Regions from separate parts of the Homo sapiens genome. Here all the other regions are linked to region 1. A link is a contact called in ENCODE Hi-C data. All regions are on one chromosome and are shown on one strand. Each heading gives the region's core, a stretch centred on a gene start or an enhancer-like site at or near the end of the contact. The rest is flanking DNA. Distances are from core to core; before and after follow the strand shown.

The links. A loop is a pair of places that touch in the nucleus more often than their neighbours do. Pooled maps may share reads with other maps.
Region 2: a loop to region 1 is called in a pooled map, with 4 times the contacts of the local background. The contact joins the promoter of FHIP2A here to the promoter of XPNPEP1 in region 1. A Hi-C loop is called at or near these places in 2 of 37 single-sample maps with no recorded cell type and 7 of 50 pooled maps.
Region 3: a loop to region 1 is called in a map of B cell, with 25 times the contacts of the local background. The contact joins the enhancer-like site here to the promoter of XPNPEP1 in region 1. A Hi-C loop is called at or near these places in 1 of 168 maps with a recorded cell type or tissue (B cell), 2 of 37 single-sample maps with no recorded cell type and 4 of 50 pooled maps.

Annotation. Positions count from the first base shown.
Region 1 is chr10:109,920,805-109,925,266 of GRCh38, reverse strand. It overlaps XPNPEP1 (X-prolyl aminopeptidase 1), which reads left to right and starts at 1,756. Exons shown (of 21, transcript NM_020383.4): 1 at 1,756-1,865. The coding sequence starts at 1,834. RefSeq lists a silencer at 1,541-2,080.
Region 2 is chr10:114,819,664-114,824,125 of GRCh38, reverse strand. It overlaps FHIP2A (FHF complex subunit HOOK interacting protein 2A), which reads right to left and starts at 2,346. Exons shown (of 17, transcript NM_020940.4): 1 at 2,003-2,346. The coding sequence starts at 2,047. LOC124902508 (translation initiation factor IF-2-like) reads left to right here and starts at 1,178. Exons shown (of 2, transcript XM_047426127.1): 1 at 1,178-2,853. The coding sequence starts at 2,025. The coding sequence ends at 2,630. RefSeq lists silencers at 1,648-1,867, 1,928-2,277, 2,288-2,597 and an enhancer at 1,442-1,942.
Region 3 is chr10:114,497,497-114,501,958 of GRCh38, reverse strand. All of the region lies in intron 6 of ABLIM1 (actin binding LIM protein 1), which reads left to right. Among named protein-coding and RNA genes, the nearest start is that of AFAP1L2, 95 kb to the right of the region's middle. RefSeq lists an enhancer at 1,518-2,717. Within about 2 kb of position 2,203, at least 12 of the 41 ENCODE cell types and tissues checked have a DNase peak (open chromatin) inside an H3K27ac peak, as active enhancers do; they include B cell, where a contact is called at or near this core.

The DNA of each region.
Region 1 (4,462 bases), core at 507-3,006:
GTGGGCTGGAACCAGTATTTTATTTACAATCTCTCTGTTTTTGGCTTCATAAATTTGGGGAAATGCAACAGATGTGTGCTGCTTTCCCAGGAAGCACATCTTTAGTTTTTTCATGCTTTAACTACACAGTCTAATTCGGCTTGCCTAAATGCTTATTCAATAACGACTTTGAGTTCTTGCAGGTAGCAGAACCTAGCTGATACAGGTATATTAGGCCTTACACCAAGGTCAAAGCAGGAGGAGGTGCCATTCACCTTTAAAAAAATGTGGTCACTTTCATTTAGTGCCAGGTGTTGTTCTAAGCACCAGGGAAATAACAATGAACAAGAGAGCCACCATCCCTGCTTTTGAGGAGTGCACATTCTGAAACATTCATTTCTGCAGAAAATATATAATGAGAACTTATGACATGTTAGATATTGTTCATCATTAAACAAAACAGAAACAATCTGCACTGATGGTTTTGTTGTGTGCGTGGGTGGTGGCAGGAGAGGGGGAAGAATACAGTACACATAAGTACATTAAAAGAATCCTGTTAAAAGGTGGTAAGTGCTATGGAAAAAATGAAGTAGGGTAAGGCGGATTAGGAATATTGGAATGATTTACAAATTTAAATAGGATGGTCAGGGTAGGTGATACTTGAACGAAGACTTGAAGGAAAATGAGGAAGGGAGCCTCAATATTTGGGGGATGAGCAAGTCCAAAAGCCCTGGGACATGAGTGTACCCTGCTTTTTCAAGGAGAGCCAGGAGGCCATTTCAGCTGAAGAAGAGTGAGGAAGGTGAGAACAGGAGGAAATGTGGCTGGGGGTAGATCAAATGGAGCTTTTATGCTGCGTGAAACGAGAAATTAATGGAAAGTGCTGAGCAAAGAAGTGACCTGGTGTCACGCTTCAAAGGACTGGTCTGGCGGCTTTGTTCAGGCTGGACTGTGCAGGTGCGGGATGGTGAGGGGATATTTGGGGGGCTGCTGTAACCACACGGGTGGGGTGGTACAACCCTCTGATGCACATCAGAGGGTAGGAGGTGGAGGTGGTGTGACACGGCCAGATTAGGGGTCTATTTTGGAGGCAGGGCCAACAAGATTTTGCTGGCAGATTAGATGTGGGGTGTGAAAGAGAAGAGGCAGGGAGGATTCCTAAATTTTGCCTCTTAAGAATAGAGTAGCCATTGATTGAGATGGCAAAGAAGACTGGTGGAGAACGTTTTTGCTTTGCTTCGGTGCATTGGGAGTTCCAGGAGTTCCGTTTGGACGTTAAGTTTGAAGGGGCTATTTACTATCCAAGCGGAGCGGAGAGCTGGATTTTGAAGCTCTCTGGGAACATACTTTTGGGGACATTTCTAAAGCTTGAGACCCTGTTCCAAAGCCTCGAAGACCCTGTCGAGGTTCTTCCGGAGCCGGCCACGTCCCTCTCTTCTCAGCCCTCCTAAATTAAGCCGGAAAATCCCTGGGACAGTAGCCCCTTTATTCGGCAAAGCCCTTTTTCCTCTTTGAGGAATGACGACAAAAACGAACAAAAATGAAGACACTCAGCAGCACTGCGTCCTTTCCCCGCTCGCTGCAGGGAGAGGCAATGCGGACTGGTGTGGAAGGGCAGGCCCCGCTCTGGGCCGCAGGCGCTGCGGCCGCGAACCCCAGGTCCGGGAGTGTGGGCGGGGCCTGCGTGTGGGCGGGGCCGCGGCGCCAGCGCCCGCCACGGGCGAGGGCGTGGCCGACCCGGCGCTAGCCCGCCCGCCCGCCCGCCGGCTCTCGCGCCTCCTTCGCGCCGGCCCTTCCGCGGGTGATCAGCTGGTCTGCGCTCCCCTGACGTGGGCTGGGGCACGTCACCGCCGAATGGCAGCCTCCAGAAAGCCACCGCGAGTAAGGTGAGGGCACTCCGCCGGCAGCCGGCGTCCGGGCAGCGTGCAGCCCTCGCTGCGCGGCCGCGCGTGTTGCACCTCGGCGGGCAGGGACGCGCGGGTGAGGAGCCCGGCCCGCCGCAGTCTGGCGAGGGCCGCGCTCGCCGGAGCCCCGGAACAGGAGCCGGGGGAAGGGGTCCATGAGGCCGGGCGAGATCCGGTTCGTTTCCGGAGGGTCGGTGGGCACGGGGCGGCCCGAGTCTGGTTCCTGGACGCGTATGCCCGCGGAACTGCTGCACTCGGCCTGAGGGGGCGGCGGCCGTCACAGTTCCTGGCCCGCGGGAAGGCCCCGTTCTTGGAGGAAGTTGGCCCCTCTTCGTGTCCGGGGAGGTGGGCGAGCCTTTGCCCTCGCTTCTGTTACCCAGGAATCTAAACCTCAAGTTACAATCTCGACAATACTGACTCCTGCAATTCACTCTACTGATCTGTCACCGCCACAAGGATAGACGGTCGCGGGCCCCTCCCTACCCAAATGGTTTCAGAGGCTGTGTAAGGGAATATTTTGGTATAATCTCCAGGAAAATCCCCCCAGTAGCCTGCCCTGGGCTCTCCTTGGGCATAGGAGGGTGAGACAGATAATTTCCCGGCCTCAAGTTAAACATGTTTTAGTTTATTCCCCTGCCATAACCAGGATGTACTTATCAGAGCCTCTGACAAAGTGGGAGACGGAGAGAGGTGTTCAGAGTTCATGGAGGCCACAGGCCAGACTCCCTGGCCATCCCCAAGGGGTCACCCACCTGCTAACCACTTGAGACATGAATGCACTCACTTTGCAGCATGGCCAGGCTTTCTTGCTGAACACAGACCATGGCTCCTGCTTGTGTTTGTGAGTAGGGGGGTCCCAAACCTACCTTGACCTGGATTTGCCGTTGCCACAGCTTGTTAAGGGTGAGCAGAAAACCAGACCCACCCTGTGGAAGTATGTGGGAGGGGTGGAGAACTTCCATCTGGAAGGAGCTTCCTGTAAGTGAAGTGCTGGAAATGGAGTCAGGCAAGTGGATAATGATGAGTTAGGCTGTAGGCCTCAGGTGGTCTTTAGGGGGCCAAGGTGATCTGTGCTAGATTTATAGACTCACAGCCTTTTAGGAGCAGAAGAGTCTTTTCTACACCAGCTGGTAGAGTCTTTTTTACCTCAAAGGAAAGTCCAGTGAAAGGCTGAGAGAGGGGAAGCCATTTTCCACAGGCGCCTCCCCTACTGGTAGAATTTGAGTGCCATTCCTTGTAAAAGTGAGCACTTCTTTCAGTTTCGGTAATGGAAACTGAACTCAAATTGATTTACCTAAAATGGGGTTGAGCTGGCTTCTAGTGTGGCTGAATCCGGGAGCACCACCAACATTGGCTTCAGACTTCTCTTTATCATCTCTTGGCTCTGATTTATTCAGTATCCGCTTCATTCTCAGGGAGACTTTCTCCTTATGGCAGGTTATGACAGTTCTAGGCTGACAGCCCCAGCAGAGAAGTTGAGCCCTCCTTCCTAATGGAGCAGAAGTCCCTGATCTGATGCTCACTGGGCTGCCTTAATTCTCATGTTCATCTGTGAACCAATCATTATGGCCAGAGGGAGGGATTGACCTGCTTTGGGTCCCAGAGCCTGTTAGGTGTTTGGATAAGACTGCTTTGAACCCCTTGGGCTGAAATGGAGAGGGTACATTCTCAAAAGGAAAACCAAGGTTCCCATCAAAAGGAGGGATGGATTCTGGGTAGACAAAGACAACATTGCTTACTTCCCAACCTTAGAACTTGTTCCAGTTTACCCTTGTCTCATCCACTAGGTGTGATTGAGCATCTTGTTCCTTGTTTTGCCCCATGCTGAACGCTACACATGTGTGATTCCCATGAACTGGGGGTTGCAGGGGGGTGAGGTATTCAGAACCCTGCCAGAATTTCTTGGAAAAAGAGGGAGAAGGCCTTTTCTAGTGCTACCATAACCATCTTATACAAAGATTGAAAGTGCTCTGCATGCTTCTTGCCCCTTACCCACTTTGTGGCTCATCATGAAGTTGAGAAGGTGTAGGTCGAAGAAGTTCTGGGAAGGGTAGGAGCACTGAGCTGGATGTTGGGAGGCTGGAACGCTGGTTCTAGCTCTGTCAGCAGTTAGCTGTGAGGCCTTGAGCCAGTCATTTGATCTTTGTTTCTTGGTTTCCTGGTCTAGAGGAGGGAATTGAGTTGGATAGTCCCTGAGGTATATTCTTCTAGTTCTTAATATTTAATGATAATTGTGCTTTGACAGAGAACTTAAGAATTTTATCTGTCCAAACAAGTGAAAGGTGGATAGATCTTGGACTCTGCGGAGACCAAGATACGACAAGAACAGAGCAGCTGTAGTATTGAGCTGCTTCGTAGCTCCTGTGATCCTGACAGAAAGGTGGAGGTGTTGATGCTCACACAGAGAGTTTGAGCTCACCTGTCAGACCTAGTTTCTGGTCTTGGCTTTGCGGCTACTGAGTTATATGGCCTATGGTAAGTTATCTTTGTTTTTTTATTCTGTAAAATGAATGAATAGGATTACCTTAAGGTAACCTTGGCTAGGCACGGTGGCTCACACCTATAGTCCCAGCACTTTG
Region 2 (4,462 bases), core at 1,097-3,596, 4.9 Mb before region 1:
TATAAAATGGCATATTTTCATATAACCTATGCATACCTGTATTCTTTAAATCATCTCTAGATTGCTTCTAATACCTAATACAATGCCTACACATCACTTCATTCACATGGATTCAAGGCAGTACTTGAATATGGCAAATTCAAGTTTTGCTTTTTGGAACTCTGCAGAATTTTTTTCCCCCTCAAATATTTTTTTACTTGAGTTTGGTTAAATCACAGGTGCAGAGCCTACGGATAAGACAGCTGACTGCAATATAGTAAATTTTGATTACCAAGTATCTCATTAAGTGTTCCCAAGTATTTCATATATTCAAGGTTAAAATGATTCGGGCCGGGTGTGGTGGCTCACACCTGTAATCCCAGCACTTTGGGAGGCCAAGGCGGGCGATCACTTGAGGTCAGGAGTTCGAGAGCAGCCTGGCTAACATGGTGAAACCCCATCTCTACTAAAAAAAAAAAAAAAAATTAGCCGTGTGTGGTGGCGGGTGCCTGTAATCCCAGCTACTAGGGAGGCTGAGGCAGGAGAATCGCTTGAATCCGGGAGGCGGAGGTTGCAGTGACCTGAGATCACACCCCTGCACTCCAACCTGGGTGACAGAATGAGATTCGGTCTCAAAAAATAAATAAATAAATAAATAAATAAAATTAAATGATTCTTGGTATTTTTAAAGAAAACAAAATTTAAATGTTTTAATAAACTGCAGTTAAATTCTTTCAACAAAAGTAGAGTGTGTATAAGCAAGTAAAAACTAAAAGTTGTCTTGAAGTCTACCACTGTCATTTCCCTCCGTGTAATACTGCTCTACATTTATGAAACCCTGTTTTTCCTGTTTGATACATTTTCCCAAGAGCTTGCCCTAGAGCTAAATTTTTTAACGCTTCTCATGTATCACTTAAATAACAATTGTACTAAAGTTTGTTTTTATTACTGAAGGCAAAAACTCCATTTTTGCCTGCCCATAAAAAATCATTGTTGTATCTGACATTTTTAAAGTGTACATTTTAAAGTGTCCTATCACATAATATGAACATAGGAAGAGAATGTCATGTTAAAAATTAGCAAAGTAATTGTTTCTGCACAGAATGCATTTTTCAATTTGGGCAGTTCTCCCAGAATAAAGTAAACAAGTGAAGCAACTAGCATTCTTACTAGAACAGTGACAAGGCATTTTCTTTTTAGTTTCTTTTCACTTATTAGTCTACTAGGATACTTGAATACTGTCTCTATGCTGGTGTCTAAAACCCTCAAAGGAGAGTACAATTGCAGGATAAACGAAGAGTGTCCAGGAAGAGAACTAGACAAGAAAGGAAACAGATGGTCTCTGGGCTCGGTGAGCTTGGAAGCTGTCGAAAGCAAACTCGACTGGACCCTCCAAACTCCTATTTCAGATCAATACATAAGGTTCAGCTGAGTTCGGCCTCCAGGCCCAAGAAAGCAAAAGCCAGCAACCCGGGGGCTGGTCGGCGGCTCCCTCGCCAGGGACGCCCCACAGCGAGACCATGCCTCTCCCACCTCTACCCCCGAAAACCAAAACAAAACAGAACCAAGCCCAAGCGGTGCTTGCTCGTTTCTTTTGTCTTGCTCAACGCTGACCACTTTTTTTCCGGAGAAGGTTAACGTTAAGGGAGCCCGGGGGAGCTCTCTGCGACCCCGCCAGGTGCTCCCCGAACCCCCGGCCCCATCAGAGGAATGAGGCGACCACCGAGCGGCGTTGGGCGGCCAGGTCCTCCCCGGCACCCCCGCCCCGGCTCCTGGAGGAGGGCAGGGACTGCCGGCCTGGGGCAGCCAGGGACCGACGGGACCCCCGCAGAGCCAGGCCCGAGGCCCCGGGCGCCCCCACGACCCGGCGGCCGCCCAGGGCGCCCGCCTGGGGCCTCACCCCAACCGGGGACAGGGCCGCCGAGGGCCGGGCCAAGGCCGCCCGGCTTGTCCCCGAGGCCGCCGGGGAGCGTAGGCCGCCGCCATCCCCGGCCTGCCGTGCGCCCGCAGCCCGCGGCCTTACCGCCTCCACGGCGTGCTGCAGGATGGAGGTGAACTTGGAGAACATCCTGTCCCGGGACTGCAGCAGCCTCTCCCGGGACGACCTGGAGAGCTCCTCGATCCGCCGCCGCCGCCCCTGCTGCGGCTGCCGGGGCCGCTCCAGAGTGAAGGCCGGTGCGGGGCGGGGAGGACGAGCTGAGGATCGAGGCAGGGCCTGGCCCGGCCGCTTCAGGTGTGCGCGGGCGGCTCGGCGGCTCCGGAGGGCGCCGGGACGCGGCGGGCGGCGAGGAGGGCGTTCGGCGAGGACTCGGGGCCCGGAGAAGCTCCGGCGGCGGCACCGGTTGGGACACGGTGGCAGCCCGGCTCGGGTTCCTTCCCCCCGCTCTGCCCGCCGCGGCCTGCAGGGGGCGCCGCCGCAGCCCGGGGAGGCCCGGCCAGGCCTGCCCTGCGGCGGGGCCGCTAGGCGCCGCGGGGGCGGGGGGCGCGCTGAGGCCTCGGCCTCGCGCGGGGCTGGAGGCGGCCTGTGGGCAGCCACCGCCCTCTCCCGGCTTTCTCAGGGCGCCTGGGACACCGGCTTTCTAACATTTTTACAGCTCAGCGATTCTCAAGAGTTTTGTTTCTCCAGTGGAAGTAACAGGCTGACTTTGTAGGGACACGCAGCCGTCCATATATGCGTATAGCATTCAGAGGTTCTTCCTGTAAGGACCGATTTGGAAGACTCGTTAAGAAAACAGTGTTCTTTAAGCAAACATTGGCAATGGATTTAAATGCTCAGATTTTGAAGAAATCAACGACTGCAGGTGAAATGGCTTTGCTAACTTTAAAATATATTATTATTCAACATTGAAACAGGAAATCCCACATGAGCACATGGTAAGACGGCTGGCTTAGTTTAAATAGCCCATTATAATATTTATATATAATATATAACATAATTTATTTGTGATATGGTTGATAGTGAGGTGTAGTGATTCAGAACAGCATTTTCTATTCAGTTATCAGATGATACCGGAAAACATTAGCGAGGGAAAGAATCTGAAAGGAGTCCAGTAAATGCCTAAGGCAGATAAATAGAGCTACAAGGTAAGCACTTGGGTGGAGGCTGCTTAAAATACTCCCTAACAGTGTATTAGTCAAGCCTTGAAGAAGCAGTTCAGGCTGGTAAAGTTTAGGTTGAGTTAATACAAATTATGAAAATATTTGTATCCTGAAGAAATTTGTTTTATGCTGGTATTGGCGTTTTACCAAAAGGTTCATTAAGTTCTTAAGATGAGGTGGGGAGTGAGTTTTGCACAACCAGTGCTGAAAATACGTATCTGGCCCAGGCGCGGTGGCTCACGCCTGTAATCTCAGCACTCTGGGAGGCAAAGGCGGGAGGATCACTTGAGGCCAGGAGTTCGAGACCAGCCTGGCCAACATGGTGAAACTCCGTCTCTATTAAAAATACAAAAAAAAAAAAAAAAAAAAAATTAGCCGAACGTGGTGGTGTAATGGGATTACATGCTTGTAATCCCAGCTACTTGGGAGGCTGAGGCAGGAGAATCCTTGAACTCGGGAGGCGGAAGTTGCAGTGAGCCAAGGTTGCGCCATTGCGCTCCAGCCTGGACAACAAGAGCAAAACTCCATCTCAAAAAAAAAAAAAAAAATACACACACACACACACACACACACACACACACACACACATACATGTATACACACACATACGTTTATACATACACAAACGTATATATACACATACGTATATATACATGTATACACACACACACGTATATATATCTGTAATTGATTCATGGAACAGAGAAAAGGTGGCTGTCATATGGAGTGGTGGTAACTGGCCAGGCTCTGGGGCTGGGTAGCCTAAGTCCCAGCTCTGCCACCCACAGTGGAAAGTTATTTAACTTCTTTGTGTTTTAATTTGCTTATATGTCAAAAGGGGAGAACAGTACCTACCTCTTGAGGTTGTTGTGGGAATTAATTAATATATGTAAAACACTTTAACAGTGCCCAGTCCCTAGTAAGAGATGCACAGACACTTATACTTGTTCTGAGTTGTGGTAGTGGTATTTAGCAAAATAATAGGGCCAGAAATCAGGAATTAAGGAGGAGATCTTAACTGGGCTTCTTTTCCCTCCTGTTTTTGTGGTTTATATCCCTGCGGTGCTCCTTGGCAGATAAATACGACCTTAATTTTCTACGTACTACCCCCAGAATGCTGGAGGCATCCTCTGTTGTTTTGTGCCCCTTACCAAATTCTGGCCGTGTCTGCTTCAACTGAGAGCATGTATGTATGCTTATTGTTATTATATTCATACACAGTTTAAGATGGTTAGTCATATTATTAACCATAATTAGTTTCATGATCTAATTATCATGCATTTATATGGCATTTTGTAGTTCCAAAATGCCTTACAACCACTAATTGTATGAGGAGGTCTTAGTTAGAGTTGTGTGTATTTGATGATGTCTATCTTTGTGTACT
Region 3 (4,462 bases), core at 954-3,453, 4.6 Mb before region 1:
TGAAACTATTCCATATGATACTATAATGATGGATACATGTCACTATAAATTTGTCTAAACCCATAGAATGTGCAATACCAAGAGTGAACACCAGTGTCAACTATGGACTTGGATGATAATGATGTATCAATGTAGATTCATAATTTGTGGCAAATGCACCACTCTGTTGGGGGACGTTCTTAGTGGGGGAGACTGTGTGTATGGGAGAAGGGATATATGAGAACTCTCTGCAGGTTCCACCCAATTTTTCAGTGAACCTAAAACTGCTCTAACAAAGTCTGCTAAATTTTAAAAAATACATTTGGAATAGTTGTCTTTAAAGCACTTGGTGTTGTTTATAGTGGTACTTTGCTTCGTTTTTTGTAACTTTTGATTAGGCCATTTTAATAGTTGGGAATGGGAAGGGTAAAATTTTCGTTAAGGACTTACAACATGATCTAGTCGTTAGCCTTGCCAAACTGTGAAATATGAAGGCTCGATTTTATATAATAAACTTTTATTTGTATCCTTTAAAAAAGTTGAAAGAGGATATATAAAGTCATGGGAGATCTGCTTTGCCAGTGCAGATCTTGACTAGAGCCTTCCCAATATTAACTGAGCTCCTGAGGCCTGGGAAAACAACATTGGCTCTGTTGGACAGTCTCTAGAGTTGGACAGACCTGGATTCAGATCATAGCTCCATCCCTTGCTAACTGAGTAGCCTTGGGTGATTTCCTGATCTCTCTAAGTTTTGATTTCCTCATCTGTGAAATGGGCATATTACCTACCTCACATTGTGGCTGGGAGAGTCAGGTGGGGTAAAGTTTGTGAGGTGCCTATCATGGTGTCTGGAAACAAGCAAATACTGAAACTATAGCTGAGGCACAGAAGAAGTTGATCTTTTACTCATCTTTTGGCCAAAGTAATTGTATAGGGAATGGTTGCAAATCTATTTAGAGGTTTCTGTTGGCATATTAATTCACTGGACACTTCTAGAACACCTTCTTGTGGGAAGCATGGAGGTGTAGAGTTATGAAGATACAGGTGTGGCCCAATTCTTTAAGGGAATTTATAACCTAGTGGGAAAGAGAGGAAGAAAGCTCACCTGCTTTGATTGGCACCAGTTACTTTGCTACCAACTTGCCTTTGTTTATTTAACTTTCATAACAATCCTACGTAGTAGGCTCCCTTCCCTTCCCTTCCCTTCCCTTCCCTTCCCTTCCCTTCCCTTCCCTTCCCTTCCCTTCCTTTCCCTTCCTTTCCCTTCCCTTCTCTTTCTTTTTTTTTTTTTTTTTTCTTTCGACACAAGGTCTTCCTCTGTCACCTGGGCTGGAGTGCAGTGGTGCAATCATGTCTCACTGCAGCCTCAACCTCTGGGCTCAAGTGATCCTCCCACCGCAGCCTCCCCAGCTGCTGAGACTATAGGCAAGTACCACCATGCCCAGCTAATGTTTGTGTTGTTTGTAGAGATGGGGTTTCTCCATGTTGCCCAGGCTGGTCTCAAACTCCTGGGCTCAAGTGATCTGCTGGGGTTACAGGCACAAACCATCGCACTTTGGCCATAGTAGGTTTTCTTATACTAGTTTTTACAGGTGAAGAAATGAGTCCAGAAAAGTGCCCAAAGTCCAATTTTCAGTCTAGAATTTAGGCCCTGGGTTCTCTTGCTCCCAAAGCCCATGTCTTTCTACTCTATGATGAAAGTTAGAGTATAATGGTTTATTTCTCCCTAAACTAGTTTATGCACCCTTACTCAGAAGGATAAGCTGCTGACCCTTCCTCTGACATAGCACACGTGTTTAAAGCAGTGTTTGTGAGCTCAGAAGCCTCGCAGTTAGTAAGGCTGTAGGGCTACAGGATGTTCTCATTTGTGCAGATTGGCTTTGCACAGACTTGTATAGAGCCCTCTAGGCTTTGTGAAAGCTGCCTGGGCAGACTGATTTATTCACCTTTGCCCAGGATACATATTTACGGCCAAGGCACGCCCTCATTATCCTGCCTGTTCATGATGCTGCATCAGGAGAAAAGCCTCCTGGAACAGGTGAGTGTTTAGCTTAGAGATCAAGCCAGTCCAGTTGCATTGGAAGCCTCTCCCAGTTGAGGGTGAAAAAACCAGTAGACGCAAAAAAGCTGAGTCAGCCTCTGCACTGCCTTTCTGCAGGAGCATAACAGGGAACTTGCGTGATTCTGCCTCTCCCTTCCGCCCATGCACCTGCCACGTAAGCAGCACATCTCTGTTACTCCCTTTGGCTTCCTCATCTCTTCATCCACCCTCAGGTTTGTGGTTTTGGTACCACCCAGACCAGTGTTTTCCCATCTCATGGTGATCTGCATAGACTCATTTCAGTGCTTATAAAATAAAGACACTCATATCTGGGTCCCACCTTAAGGCCATCGAACCCATTTTTAAAAGGCTTCTTGGGTGTTGCTTATGCGCAATAATGTTAGAAAACTCCTGATCTAAAGCAACCCACCAGCCTCTAGGTGTTTGTATATCCTTAGTCTGAAATCACCATCCACCAGAGCTGTGTTTGGGAGAGTCTTAGGGACTGGAAAACAATTTGCTTATTCCTTTGGGGATTCTAAGCACCATCTCTGAATCAAGTTAGATCTTTTAAGATAAAACAAGAAACAAAACTACACACATAGTCCTCGATAGTTTAACTTCCTCTATGGAAGTGACTTCATTTAGTGATCTTTCAGTGCTACGTCTTTGGTATTTCTCAAGGGTCTATATGAGAAACAACTACTTAAATACTTCCTATCATCAGTGAAATTCCTGTGGAAGATGTTTTTCTGTCCCATAACTGAGGGTCCCTGTATGAGAATTCCTTTGGTGCTTTTAGGAGGTAGTTTAACAGGGTTAACGTGTGGACCTTGAGTCAGCTACCTGGGTTCTACCCCTAGCTCTGTCTTCTGGAAGCACTGGTGGGTTTGGGTAAAACAATTTAGTTTCCTTGCTTGTAGAACAAGACTGGAAAATAGCACCGACCTACCTCATAGGGTTGTTGTGAATCATTTAAAGTCTTGATACAAAGCCTTACACAAAGCAAGACCTTATAGAACTTCAGCCCACAATGACTGTTATTAACTTAGAATCAGGAAACCTACCTTCTGTAGTGACAAGTGTGTGTGGCCATTTTTTCAAACAGTGAGACTTTGGCAGCCTATCAGTTCCTCTTTTGCCCTCATCTGCTAAGAAGCTCACATCACAACAAACATGTTTGCCTGAGCTTGGGTCTTTTGAATTTTAAGGTTCTTGATCAATTGTTTTAAAATCATGTCCTTCTCTGATAAGAATCAGCCAGTCCTTTTTGAAAGTAGGCAGAACATAAGTTATAAGTGGATTAAGGTTGAACTTCAGGGCCATCTTCCCATCTCCTGGGCTCATGCCACAAGTAGAGCACTCCTAGAGAAATGGAGGCGGTAAAGGAAAGAAACTAAAAGGGACTGTCAGCAGTCCAGGAGCTAAGCAGGTTATCAGATGAGCAGATTTTCTGTCCAAGGATGGGTTCTAGAATTACAATTCTCTTTTTCTGTTCCCAGGAGCATATTACATGGGCTCAGGGCTTAGGGCATTAGAATTTCTCCTGGGTAACAGACACGGAGGAATCATTGGTTAAACTCCATTTTTCTGCCATCAAGAATGTTCTTTCTCTACCAAAATTGCTCTTCTGTTAGCACTACTATGTGAGCTTGTAGAGGGTATGGGATTTCACACCGAAACATAGAATTTTACAGCTGAAGAGGACTTGAAATTGTCTAGCCCGGCCCTTTGCATTTTTGAGATGTGTGTCCTGAGGCTTGGAGATGTTAAATAGTGACATATTTGAGGCCCTATGGATGGTAAATTGAGGTATGATTCTCAGACTTCCTGATTCCAAAGCTTGTAGCCCTTTCCCTGTACCTCATGTCCACAAAGAATTCGGAACTCTTTTCTGCTCTTCCAGACAAAGGGTTTCATAAAAAATGTTGTGACTTACACTAAATTTTGCATTAGAGTAGATGTTATTTCCCCAGAATCCTGGTTTGTATGCTAAAGTTCATACTTCAATTTAGAGATTAACTAAATAGCAATAATAACTACAGATGTCTGATTTAACCAGCACTATTAAAGGCAAACAATTTTTTGCACTTCAAATGTGTAGGCAGGTACTTTGTAAAACTCACCTAAATAAGCAAATTGTCAGTTGTTCATAGAGTTTCATGCTAGCCACAGTGTAGTCTTTTTATAAAAGCATTTTGAATATGTGAAAATGCAGAAATGGGGACGTGATTTTTTTTTTTTTTTTTTTTTTTTTGAGACAGAATCCGGCTCTGTTGCCCAGGCTGGAGTGCAGTGGTGCGATCTCGGCTTACTGCAAGCTCCGCCTCCCGGGTTCGCGCCATTCTCCTGCCTCAGCCTCCCAAGTAGCTGGGACTATAGGCGCCCGCCACCAAGCCTGGCTAATATTTAATATTTTTTTTAGTAGAAACGGGGTTTCAC